3 separate regions of the Homo sapiens genome follow, and all the other regions are linked to region 2. The links are chromatin contacts, found by Hi-C or POLR2A ChIA-PET in ENCODE. All regions are on one chromosome and are shown on one strand. Each heading gives the region's core, a stretch centred on a gene start or an enhancer-like site at or near the end of the contact. The rest is flanking DNA. Distances are from core to core; before and after follow the strand shown.

Region 1 (4,074 bases), core at 137-2,636, 120 kb after region 2:
CTCCCTCCCAGCCTCCTGGCCTCGGGTTCCAGGCCTCTTACCATGAGGACGATGACAGGCCCGGAGCTCCCGTTCTGATTTAAAACTGCGGACCCAGCCGAGACCCTGCAGGGCCTCCAGCCCCACCTGCTCCTTCCAAGCCCGGTCTCAGCCCGGTCAGCGCCGCCCCCTCCGCCCTGAGGAGGAACCTGGCCCTTCGGAAGTCTTCCACTGTGTTCTCTGGGGAAACCACGGCGCCTCTCTTGCCAAAGCCTGGTTCCTTCTCTCCCTCTTTACCAGGCTGGGTTTTGCCGGCATTGTCTGTCGGATGCTATGGAGATGGGAAAATGAATTTCATCTTTCATCTTGCACACACCTGTCTGAAGGCCCAATGTTGCCCTGGTGTGGGGACAGCGAGGGGCAAACTCGAGAAGCCCCTGTGGACGCACAGGTGGCCTCGTGACACCCCCAGGGGAGGCGCCCCAGACCCCCCCCCCCCGCCCGACGCCAGAACCCACGGGGCGGGGCCTCGCCTGGAATGGGGCATCCTCTCTAGAGGACTTGGGATACCTCGAACTATGCAATGCGGTGTAAATACTGTTTACACGGTATTTTATTGGGTTTTTTTTATTGTTGTATTGTGATTTTTCTTCCCCTCTGGGGTTGGTGGAACCCTCAGTTGCAAACAGGAATGCAGAGGTGGATGGTGGTTCCACGATTTGGAAATCATGAAAGACTACAGAGTCCTGCCAGCTTCTTGGTAGAACTTTGTTTTTTATAAGCTCGATAGAAGATCTTATTAGCTTGATGATTCTTTGAGACCAGGTGCTATTCTTATCTAATTTATTTATTCATTTATTTCCTCAACAAATATTTCTTAAATGACTTTTATATTCTCCCCCAAGCATCTTAAGCAGATGCTTAATAATAGGAAATAACACTCCCTTTATACAATAACATTACGCAACGCCATCATTTGTTCTCATAAAGGCAATTAGTGCATGAATTTCCACCCCCACCCTCAAAAAATTGCAACACTGTGTGCGGTGGAGAAATCCTGGGCTGTCTCAGGTTTCCTCACTCCACACTCTCCCCAAGACAAAGTGGGTAGTTACCGCGCTAGAAGGTGGCCAAGAGCATGTGAGTCTACAGGCAAGTACCTTACTCTCCTGGGGTGAAAATAATTCGGAGAAAGTAGAATATATGAAAAGAAAGTGTGGAGTTAAAGAACCAAAGCTCACAGACCATCTCCCCAGTAACCAGAGTTACTTAAATGCTTTGAATGCCACTTCTCTCATCTAGAAAATAGGGGTGAGGCCTCTAACTTCCCAGGACTGCCGCCCACGTCAAACCCTACCCCGAGCATGTGAAGCCTCTGAGGCCTGCGATTTTGGCTGACAGAGGCACAGGCGGAGGCCAGGGCAGCGTGGGGAGCAGGAAGCCCCCGTGGCAGAACAAGAAGCTCCCCGTGGGGGAACAGGAACCCAAGCCCCATGGGGGAACAGGAAGCAGGTGAACTTGCTGCCTCCCCTCCCAGCTGGTGCGTCCCCAGCAGACAGAGGCCCCAAAACACCGAGTGACTCAACCTACAATCAGGCTTGTTTCCAAAACCTTGATTTCCAGGTTTCAAAATTGTAAGCTAAGCCCCGTCCATGGCCATGTGCCGCCCAAAGACCCCCCTCAGCCCCTCAGCCTGTATTCTTGCCCCCATAACTGCAAGCACTGCCCGGGATGGCCAGTTCCATAAAGAGCCAGCTTCCTGATTGCATTATCCGAGGACGAACCTCCCCAGGACTGAGGAGTTCGTCCCCCGCGGCTGATCACACAAATGGATCAAGGGCCTCCTGCTTGGAGGCCGGAGGGGAGAGCAGGTGAGACAGAGTCATCGATTCCCAGGCAACGTGGAGCACACATCTGCGCCTGGAAGGGGGCTGTCCCATTCTCGTGGAAGTCAAGGGATTTTTACTTCATCCTCCCACAGGCATCCTTCCTGCGCTGTTTCAGAGCCTAGAAGCTGGGGTGCCCCACAGGACTTGGCCATGTCTGCACCTCAACCGACAGTCACTTAATATGTTTCTCGAATTAATTTTAAATGTAATTTTGCTTTTCCACTTAGGCTCATTGTAAGTAAAACGAGTGACATCATGGACTAATGTGCCTGTTATATTACTCTCTGTAACACATTCGAATTAATGTATAATAATACGTAAGAAATAACTAGTAAAATAAAGAACGTGTGTGCACATTCTTCCTAAAGAGCCTCTCTTGCACGGACAGGACTAGGCATAAGGTATTTGGGGAAACTGTCTCGCGAGAAGTGAGGGGCGGAGGCAGGTGTCCGGAGGCCTGCAGGTGCCACGGGGCTGAGGCCGGCCTCCTGCGCGGAGTCCCTCCCTCTGACCTCCCCGGGGTGCGAGCCCCACCTGCAAGGCGGTGGAGAGACGTCTCCATCTAGTGGCCGCCTGCTTCCATTACACTGGGAAGCAAGTTCCTGACCCTGAGGGTCCCGGGTTCCTTTTGGTGATGAAAACCCTCCGGAACTGAATAGCGGTAATGGCTGCACAACCTTGTAAATATACTAAAAACCCCTGAATTGGGCATTTTAAAGGCATGAATTATATGGTACGAGTTATATCTCCATTTTTAAGAGAACTTTTGTGAAAGGTTTCAATATATGAGCAGAAAAACCTTGTTCACGTCTTCTTATGGTGAAATGAAAGCATCTGAAGCACAGTGAGTGTGTCTTTTTTACTTTGTCCAGAAACATGAAGTTTAAAACATCCAGGGACCACAAGTCTTCGAGATAGAAATGTTTCATTTGTGCTTTTCTGTAAGCCACAGCTATAGTTACTACTGAATACCATTCTTCCAGGACCCTTTTATCTGATATTCTAATAAGTTGTTTCTTTTTAAAGGCACTTCTCCCTAAAAAGTGTTCTCAGGCTGCAATTACACGGATCTGAAGTGTGCGGCATACGGCTTTGCTCTCACTCTGCAGTGGAGCTTGTGGGTGTGGTGAAATGATGATGTTTTATTCTAAGGGGAGGCCGAGAACCATCTGCTTCTCGACGGAAACCATGTGTTATTACAAGACGCTACGTCAGGCGTTTTAACATGATACACTCCTTGCAATTATACTTACTAAACAGAACACCACTGCAGAATTTCCCTAATGTTCTCCTCACACACCAACTCAAGAATCTTCCCCTGCACCTCAAATGGTGCAATTATTTTGTAAAGGTCTTTGTCAGTGGATTCAAAATAACCAGAAACAATAATGATTATTATTTAGAATTCCAGTGTAATTTTCCAGCTGAGATGCAGCCTCAGGTGTGGACAGAGTGGAAAATGAGGTGATTTGTGTCCAGCCCGTCTTCAGGGAGGGGAGACCCTGCTACTGGCTCCTCATTGCCCGGCAGGGAGTGTCCTCCCCCAAAAGATGCTGGAATGTGGCTCCACGGGAGCCATGAATCCGTGTGACCCTAGGCTCGTCACTGTCACAGTGCACATTTCATGGCCTCAAACGGGTCTTCCTTGTGTGTAAACTTCAGAGAGAAAGTGCCTTCATGGGGTGAACACAGAAGTGCCACCCCAGGAAGCCTCTGCTGCCCAGCAGCAGGAAGGGGGGTCGAGTCTGAGGCCCCAAGGAAGGAGGAACTGAGCTCTGCTGTAGGGAGCCCCGTCCAGGGATGAGCAAGGCGGGAGGGGAAGGCCGGGAAGCGGCCAGGGAACTCTCTGAAGGCCGCCTTCACTCTGGAGCCTGGCCGAGGCTCAGCTGGCTTGACCACGCTGCGATATGCATCTCCCTCCGCCCAGCCCTGATTCCTCTCCTTTCCTCACACAGCCGTTGACCCTAAACAGATCTCACCTGCAAAATCCAACTGCATGTCAGCCACAGTCTACAGTGCACAGTGGAGACCTCAAAGACAGGATTATTCAGCCCAAAATGTTACTAGCGCTGTGGTTGAGAGATCCGGAAACAGGCTGACCGCGAAGAGAGAGGAGGCACAGTTAGTAAGGCCGGTGATGAGAGGGAACATCACCACCTCGTGCTAAGGGAATGGTATGAGCAAACATATGCCAATAAAGACGAAA
Region 2 (3,892 bases), core at 180-2,679:
GCGGGGAGCCCACGCGTGCCTGTGTCTTTACAGAGGCTGAGCTCCCACACGGGACAGAGTCGGGACCTTCTGTGGGCGCCATGTCAGGAGGTGCTGCTGGCGGGGCCGGGCATGTGGGGCACCTTTGCTTGCCTGGGTCTCTGGCCCCGCAGAGCCTTGGGCGAGCCAGCCTCGGGTGTGTGTTTGCAGCCAGGGTTCCTCCTGGAGCTCAGTGCCAGTGTGTCCTGTTATCAGTTCCCATGACACAATTCCTGGTTCTCCATCTGTGTTTTATTATTGTTATTCTTAAAAATAGTCGGGGGTTGTTGAAAGGGAATTTGGGGAAGGGAGTGGGGTGATGAAATGCACACTACTAATTGCTCCAGGAAGCCGCCCTGAGACAGGCCGGGGCCTTTGCAGAAACACGTGGGGCTTATCTGGGCTCTGGGCGCTCCAGCCCATGGCAGAGGGAAGCCCGGGCAGTTCCGTGACGTCAGCGCACGCCCCACCAGAACCTGGGAGGGAGATGGGACGTGGCGACAGTGCTGGTGGCACATCCCCTATCTCAGCGCCCATCAGGGCGGCCACAGCAGGAGGTGGGTGGGGCGGGGATGCATGCAGCTCACAAAGGCCCTAACAGTGCCGCTCGTTTCCTCTGCGTCTGCCAGAAGTCACAGGTGACGGGGAACGTCACTGGCCTGTGGGGGACTCAGGGACTCTGCCATCCAAAGGGAAATAAAAATCAGGAAGAGCCTGAGAGGGAGGCTCAGGCGACACTGGTGCTGACACCACAGAAGTGCTGGTGTGGACCTGTGGGTCGCTTGGTTCGTGGAGAGACAGCCACAGCATCTTCCCAGCATCGCGGCCGGCACCTGGCACCTGCACTTTGGCCGTCAGAGACGTGCTGGTACCGTGCTACGGACGAGGGCGGTCACTCTGGCGACCCCAGCTCTCTGCCGAGGCAGCCAGGCACTGGCTCACGACACTCATGGACCAGGGTGGGACCGAGGAGGAAATGTGGGTTCCTGGGGAGATGCCTTGTCACAGGCGTGAGCGTCACTGATGGAGAAGCAGGGCTGGGGGCGTTGCTTTGATGTTTATGGTATTTCTCTAATACTTTCTCAATTTTTCTTTTCTTACAGTAAATGAAATAATACGAAATGACCTCTCCAGCACGAGCACCCACTCCTAGTTGCCACATTGGAGCACTCAGTTCAGCAGGGGTATGCTGACTTCAGCAGACAAAGACTTTTGAATAAATAAACTGAACTCACACCTGGTACCACTCAGAACCTCCAACTGACTGAATGCCAGGAGCTGAACATTAATATGTGCAAAGATTGGCTCTCCAACAAGAAGGAAAGCAGGGAGGAAGGGAGACCACTGTGTCACCTGGAGGAGAAGTCATCTCATGACAACAGAAGGGAGGTGGCCGGGCTGAGCACGGGAGACCCACCGTGCAGGGGCCTTTCATGGGAACGGCCCACACGCAGTTTGACCCCACGCCCAGCCCTTCTGGCACCCCTGGGGTTCAATACTGGAAGTGCCTTATTTAACCAGACCATCAGGGCATCATAGAATTGAGCATTGAATTTGCTACTGTAGGAGTATTTTTAGGAGCAGAAACTGCAAACACATTTCATTGTGAGGTTTTACCCTCTGTATGAATGAAGAGAACGCTGGAAGGCTGCGAGAGGACTCTAGTATGAGTCTCCAACATTTGGAACGTTTCCTGGGCTGTCACGTACACTCCTGCTGCCTTACACAGTGCATTTTAGAATCTTCCAGTCTGTCATCTCAGCTCTTTTGTAACATGCTTCCCTTGTCTGCGCGGTTGAAACCGTAGGCTTGTTCATAGTCGCATGCTCGCATCTTTGTTTTTAATCTGGCTTCGAACATAGCACAAGTAACTTGAATAGCACATCAATAGGTTACTGGACAAAAGCAGAAAAACCTGTTACAGGATAGCCTGCATTTGCATGTGTGTACATATCTAGGCATCTATTTATGTATAAATAATAACAGAGCCGACGTGTCCTCGCCCAGGAGGGCTTCCCTGTCAGCAATAACCGGCATCCGTTTTGGAACCTGCGTCTGGGGCTCCAGTCGCTGCTCTTGCTGGCGTCCATCGCCGCCTCGGACGGCCGTGCATTTTCTCGTCTCACGCAGTTCGAGGAGGACCCTAGAAAGCCAGGAGCTGTGATTGACAGTAGCTGTAGGTTACCAGACGGCAACATTAGAAAGTGATTGTAAATAACATGCAACCTAAGTGTAATATATTTGTTCAGTTATAAGATGATTGTTTCACAGAAGCCTTACCACTCTCTGCTTCATCTAAGAAAACCAATACCAAAAACGCCACTTTAATGCTCAGCCCTGCGTTGTGTGTTTTCAGATGAGTTACTGTTAACAGGTAGGTTTGTGTAGGCCTTGCTGGGCACTCTGTACAATTAGTTGCTTATTACGTATGATTACTCACAGCGATCTATTGTTCCATATAACCAAAAAGCATGGTTTATTCATTGAAACACGGTTGACCTGAACTCGTGCCTTAGGAATTAATGCCCCCTTATGGAACCTGCCTGAATTGCACCTGCGGGTGGAGGCTCCGGCTGTGAAGTCACTGAACAGAACGTCGCTGATGGAGAAAGGGCTCCCGCAGAAGGAACGGCCTGTACCGTGCGCTCCGGCACAATCGCGTCTCTTGTGTCTCACTCACGGAAAGAAACAACCTGAAGGCCATCCCGTCGGTCTGCACGTAACCGTGAAGACGTGTGGCCGCGTCCCACCTGCGGCTGGGTACCCTGCACCCGGCACTGTAGGAGTCACGTGCAGCCTTTCTCAGGGGACTGTCATTGAAAAGGAAACGTTTGATGTCTGTGTCAGCTGTCTTTGTAGTTAGGAAATAGATCCAATAAAGCCGTATTTTTTTGCTGGACAGGCGTAGTCTGCGAGTGGTTCATGATACGCGTGGAAGATGCCGCTTTGTTCTCAGAGTGTGTTTTCAGTGGCGTGTACTTGGATCGTCTGTGAAATGAACCTCGTGTTGGGAAGGCTGTGTAGACGCGGCCATTCGCCGTTGGAAGGGCATCTTGCCAGTAGAGCTGTTCCCTTTCTTCTATGTTTAGGTAAAAACCTGCCGTAGAAATTTGCGAGACGCCGGATAGTTCCCAGGCCCTGTAACTGAAGCAGCTCAGAAATGTTCATCCGGGCGAGGTGGAGAAGGAACTCCTGCTAGTGCCAAATGTTTTTGCTCAGAGGAATATCCTGGGTGAGGCTCTGGCCACACACACAGTCACACGCCATTTGACAATCATCTGGCGAGGAAACGTGTGGAAACCCACAGGTTCTCACCGTCTCTCCCCGCTTCTTAAAGCTGCTCTTCCCCTTTTCCCCACCAAAGCTCCCTACTTCACGTTTGGGTGGGAAAATATTACCTGGCCATGAGTTAAAATATGAAACTTGGAACTTCTACAGTAATTATTGTTCTCATCTTTCAGGAACATTTTTCATTTAGGACTTTATAAAATGCAAGAATTCTGATTTCTTTTGCTCAGAGGTGTACAGATTGAGTTAAAGGACTAGGGAAGTCATCACCACCTAAAGCGATTAGTAAGCATCTATCCCCCAGTTTTCTGCGTTTGACAATATCTGAAGTGAGCCTGAGAACGTCGTCGAAGGTCCCGCGTGGGGTGGCGTGAGGAGAGCACAGAGGCCGGCGTTTGGGGGAGCTGGGAGGAGACCTCACAGGCATCAGGAGCCCTCGGCTCTCCGAGTAGGGGAGGTCCCGCGTGGGGTGGCGTGAGGAGAGCACAGAGGCCACTGTTCTGGGGGGAGCCCTCAGCTCTCAGCAAGTAGGGGAGAGCTGGTTAAGCCCTTGCTTTTCTCCAACTGGCCCCAGTCGGGGCCTAAC
Region 3 (4,370 bases), core at 599-3,098, 97 kb after region 2:
GTAATAGAGGGGCTCCTGCAGACACCGGGCTGAGGTGTATACAGTAGGTAATAGGCTCCTGCAGACACGGGGCTGAGGTGTATACAGTAGGTAATAGAGGGGCTCCTGCAGACACGGGGCTGAGGTGTATACAGTAGGTAATAGAGGGGCTCCTGCAGACACGGGACTGAGGTGTATACAGTAGGTAATAGAGGGGCTCCAGCAGACACGGGGCTGAGGTGTATACAGTAGGTAATAGAGAGGCTCCTGCAGACACGGGGCTGAGGTGTATACAGTAGGTAATAGAGGGGCTCCTGCAGACACGGGGCTGAGGTGTATACAGTAGGTAATAGAGAGGCTCCTGCAGACACGGGCTGAGCTGTGTACAGTAGGTAATAGAGAGGCTCCTGCAGACACGGGGCTGAGGTGTGTACAGTAGGTAATAGAGGGGCTCCTGCAGACGTGGGGCCGAGGTGTATACAGTAGGTAATAGGCTCCTGCAGACACGGGGCTGAGGTGTGTACAGTAGGTAATAGAGGGGCCCCTGCAGACATGGGGCTGAGGTGTATACAGTAGGTAATAGGCTCCTGCAGACACTGGGCCAAGGTGTATACAGTAGGTAATAGAGGGGCTCCTGCAGACACGGGGCCAAGATGTATGCAGTAGGTAATAGGCTCCTGCAGACACAGGGCCGAGGTGTATACAGTAGGAAGCAGGAACTGCAGGACACCCTGGGGCTGATGACAGTCATTGGGCCACATTTCAGGGCCAGATTTTCTGGGATTTTTGGGGAGGATGAGCTACATGCCTGGCTTTATGGATTTAGTCCATGGAATTTGCAACATGATTTTCCACAAGTCATTGGCCCTGCCGTTTAGACGGAAGGTATTGATAAGTAATACATTATTTATAAGCTCCGCTCAAAGGTATTTTCACATCTTTCTAGTCCTGGTGGAGACATTGATTTTCCCTGAATATATGAACAGTGCTTAGATTTAACCCCGCTCCAAGCTTTGTGCCCTGGTGAAGCTGGCCGCTGCCACAGCTCCAGGGTGTCACACTGCACATGGTCTTCCCCACCTTCAATGGTCACTTGGGGCTGGAGATGTGGCCTAACACTAGCCCAGTCTGACTCGCCTCCAGGCTCTGGCTTCTGGCACCTGGACAAGGAGACCCTCACTTTCATGGTCCCAAGGCACTGTCAGAAACCACTTTGTGGTGTCAGGAAGAACCAGTCTCAAGATAATGCAGAACAGGGAGATTAAAACAAGACCACGTGGTTGGTGACATCACTGAGCTGCTGGGTCAAACCATCGCTGAAGCCTTCTCTTCTGGATGTCAGCTACAGAAGCCAATAGACCCCCTTTGTTACATTATTATTTAAGTGAGTTTGAATTGTCAGCAATCTGACTGATACAGCTCAGTGAAAGTTGAAAGTTATAGTGTAATTTCCTAACACCTTGAAAATCCTGCCTAGGCTAAAGGAAGCACTGAATGGTGTCTTCTAAGGGAAGTCCTGCTGTATGGCTTGTAAAGATTGGCTATTCGCAGGTTCCTGCGAGGAGGAATTTCACTGACACCACTGTTGCGGCACTTATTTTTCTGTGCATAAAGACTACTAATTTAGGACTTTATATCCACCACAGAAAAGTCAATTTTATGAGACTGGTTCCTTTTTAAAGCCTACCTCTCTGCAGTAAGAGACTATTTAATAATGACAACAACAATATGCTTGTGAGAGCAAACGAGGGTTGCAGCTCCAATTCAAGAGGCCAACCATGGCTAATCTTGAAGATTTTCACTCATTAGCTTTTTAAGGAGCTGTTAACTGCAAACGTGGGACTCAGAGCTTCGGGGACTTTCCGTGTTGAGTGTTCCGCCAGCAGTGCTTGCATGTCTCAGCAGCACAGAGCTATTTCTGGGGAAAGCAGAAATAATAAACTCACTGAAAATACCCATGATTGATCCAAGCTTCCTCTTTCAAAGAAAAACCGGAAGTTCCTCCTTCCGTATTCTTGTGGAAAGCTTTGCAGGTGCAGGGCCATGCGGCCGGGGAGACTGGGGAGCAGCCCTCCTGCCGCTGACGGGTCAGGCCGGCTCCGTGAGTGATTAATTCCCAGGTCACATTTCTGTCCACAGCTGGGAGACGATGATTAAAACTTGAGTGTGTTTATTCCTTTGCATTGGAACTTGAAAACATCAATTTTTATTTCTTGGATAAGTAATCAGAAAAGTAAAACAAGATGAAAGAAAGGAGAGTTTGTGCTACGGACACAGTCAAAGACGTAGAAAGGCACAGTCCTGGAAGGAGTGTGGGAGCAGCTTGAGAGCAGATGGACGGAAAGAGCCACAGTGGAGGCAGCCCAGAGACACCTGGAGATTAGGGGCACGTGGCCCAGGCCACATTTCAAACCACAGGCAAGAGAATGGCTGATTTGATCCCTGGAATAGAGACCATTTTGGAAAGTTAATTTGGAAGCCTGTAAGATGCAAATTCCAAGCAGATTAAAGTTTGTAGTGATGGGGTTTTCTGTAGACAGACTTTTTCTAGATGTCCAAAGAGCTGATCGGGCACGGGGCTCCTGATCCGCCTGCCGGGCTCCACGGGAAGAGCCTCAAGGTTCCATTCGGTGCTGAGGCCGAGCCACACTTGCCTCTGGAGGGGCTCATCGCCGGCTGCATCTGCAGGCTGCTCTTGCAACGCCCTCACTGCAAAATGCAAAGAAGATCCACTCCATGTCCTGTCCAGCTGCCTCCGTGTCTAGAAAGGGGCCTGTCCACTTCATGTCTGAGTGACAGGGGCCTGCCCCTGACAACACAGCGGCCCGCATGCCACTGAGGAAAAGCTTCAGCGAGAACAGAGACACGTACAGGGTGCTGCCCAGAGGGGAACTCGGCTCCTGCAGGAAGGGCTGGTGGGACGGCTGCCGGGGCGTTTTGGAACATAAGCCACTCTGCGTGCGTCCCACACAAGCAATTTCTGCTGCAGCAAAGCACAGCCCTTCTCTAAGCAGGGCAACGCCGGCCACCCTCCTCCCTGCCACTCAGGCCCCGGCTCTCAGCCCAGCCACACACGCTGCAAACCCGTGGATGACATTTCCCCTTGCTTCAAACCTCCATCCCACTTTCTGGTTTTATTTTATTTTATGCATTTTATTCTATGTGATCTATTTGCAATCTGTTCTGGAACTAGGCCAGATTTTAATCAATTAACAAATCGGCTGCTTTAGAGTCTGGCAACCCCAACTTACCAGAGTCATTTCCAGGTGGATAAAGCCCCCAGGTACAGGGATTTGGGGAGAGATTTTGCAACGTTCTGTAGAAGTAATGTTTTTTACACTAACTTGTTAATTACAGAAGATCAGCACAGAATCTGAAACAGATCAATAGGAATCAGAGAACGCCCACGCTGCAGCTGCTGCCCCCAGCCCACGCCACTGCCGTGGGGCAGAGCCGCTGTCCGAGCGTTCAGTCTAACCGATCTCGCTTCCTCCAGAGCTCTCCACCCACCTCCAGAATCTGCACCGAGAGCAGCCTGTGTTTAAGGACTCTGATGGACAGACGGCGGAGTGGACGTCCCACCCTCACGAGGGAGGCCGCCGGACACATCACCGGGCCACTGCGCCCAGCTGGCCCTGCAGAGGCGCTGCAGGAACTCAGGCACGCTTGATTTGAGAGCAGCAAGCACAGAGACGCCCGTTTGTCACATCCAAATAAGCAGGTGTCAGTCTTCCTGCCCGACTCCCAAATCAGGGCCAGAGCCTGCTCTCTTCAGCTTGAAGTGAGTCAGCCCGGGGCTAGCGAGCAAGCTGGGGTTCAAGTCAGGTAACACTGGCCTGGCCCGCCGAGGAGGAAGGGCTCACGCTTCAGGAGCAGAGGGGCCCGACCAGTCACTCCCCAGGAACAGGGCTGCAGGCGAGGAGGGGGCAGAGTGGGGAGAAGAAGCACAGGCGAGCCCCGAGCCAGGTCCACGAGGGGAGGCACAGCTCCCCCAGGTTTCTACACGGCCACCCGGTGTCGAAAGGGCTGGGGAACCAACGTCTACAGGGATGGCTCCCATGGGCAAGCCCCCAGCCTCAAGAGTGGGCTGCGAGGTGACATGGACAGGGCTGCGAGCTGGTACGGGCTGCGTCCACCACTCTGCTGGGGTGGAGGAAGGTCGATCAGGATCTGGAATTCTCACAGGTGAGGCACAGGCATTGGGCGCATATCTGCCTGCTCCTGGAGAACGTGGTTGGAGGCCGAGGGCGTCCTGACTGTAGTGGGGCCGCGCTGTGTCTTCCCTGCACGCTCACCGTGTCTCAGACCGTGGCGCTCCCTGCAATGAGTCCTGCCCGAGACTCAGGCGGGGCGCTTTCATGGGGCCTGATATGGGGCTCTGTGATTCCAAG

What was found. A loop is a pair of places that touch in the nucleus more often than their neighbours do. ChIA-PET counts read pairs that join two places held with the same protein, here RNA polymerase II (POLR2A). Pooled maps may share reads with other maps.
Region 1: a loop to region 2 is called in a map of spleen, with 3 times the contacts of the local background. The contact joins two enhancer-like sites. A Hi-C loop is called at or near these places in 85 of 168 maps with a recorded cell type or tissue (A673, B cell, CD14-positive monocyte and 51 more), 37 of 37 single-sample maps with no recorded cell type and 47 of 50 pooled maps. POLR2A ChIA-PET finds 5 or more read pairs at or near these places in 2 of 52 experiments (OCI-LY7 and Panc1).
Region 3: a loop to region 2 is called in a map with no recorded cell type, with 5 times the contacts of the local background. The contact joins two enhancer-like sites. A Hi-C loop is called at or near these places in 6 of 168 maps with a recorded cell type or tissue (K562, head of caudate nucleus, lower leg skin and 3 more), 5 of 37 single-sample maps with no recorded cell type and 7 of 50 pooled maps. POLR2A ChIA-PET finds 5 or more read pairs at or near these places in 2 of 52 experiments (activated B cell and activated T-cell).

Annotation. Positions count from the first base shown.
Region 1 is chr18:79,641,830-79,645,903 of GRCh38, forward strand. It overlaps CTDP1-DT (CTDP1 divergent transcript), which reads right to left. Exons shown (of 5, transcript NR_136643.1): 3 at 42-310. Among named protein-coding and RNA genes, the nearest start is that of CTDP1-DT, 36 kb to the right of the region's middle. RefSeq lists an enhancer at 3,137-3,651. Within about 2 kb of position 1,387, at least 5 of the 41 ENCODE cell types and tissues checked have a DNase peak (open chromatin) inside an H3K27ac peak, as active enhancers do; they include spleen, where a contact is called at or near this core.
Region 2 is chr18:79,526,407-79,530,298 of GRCh38, forward strand. NFATC1 (nuclear factor of activated T cells 1) reads left to right here. Exons shown (of 10, transcript NM_001278669.2): 10 at 1,122-2,917. The coding sequence ends at 1,171. Among named protein-coding and RNA genes, the nearest start is that of NFATC1, 130 kb to the left of the region's middle. Within about 2 kb of position 1,430, at least 2 of the 41 ENCODE cell types and tissues checked have a DNase peak (open chromatin) inside an H3K27ac peak, as active enhancers do; they include spleen, where a contact is called at or near this core.
Region 3 is chr18:79,623,448-79,627,817 of GRCh38, forward strand. No RefSeq gene overlaps it. Among named protein-coding and RNA genes, the nearest start is that of CTDP1-DT, 54 kb to the right of the region's middle. RefSeq lists enhancers at 2,794-3,293, 3,442-3,943. Within about 2 kb of position 1,849, at least 4 of the 41 ENCODE cell types and tissues checked have a DNase peak (open chromatin) inside an H3K27ac peak, as active enhancers do.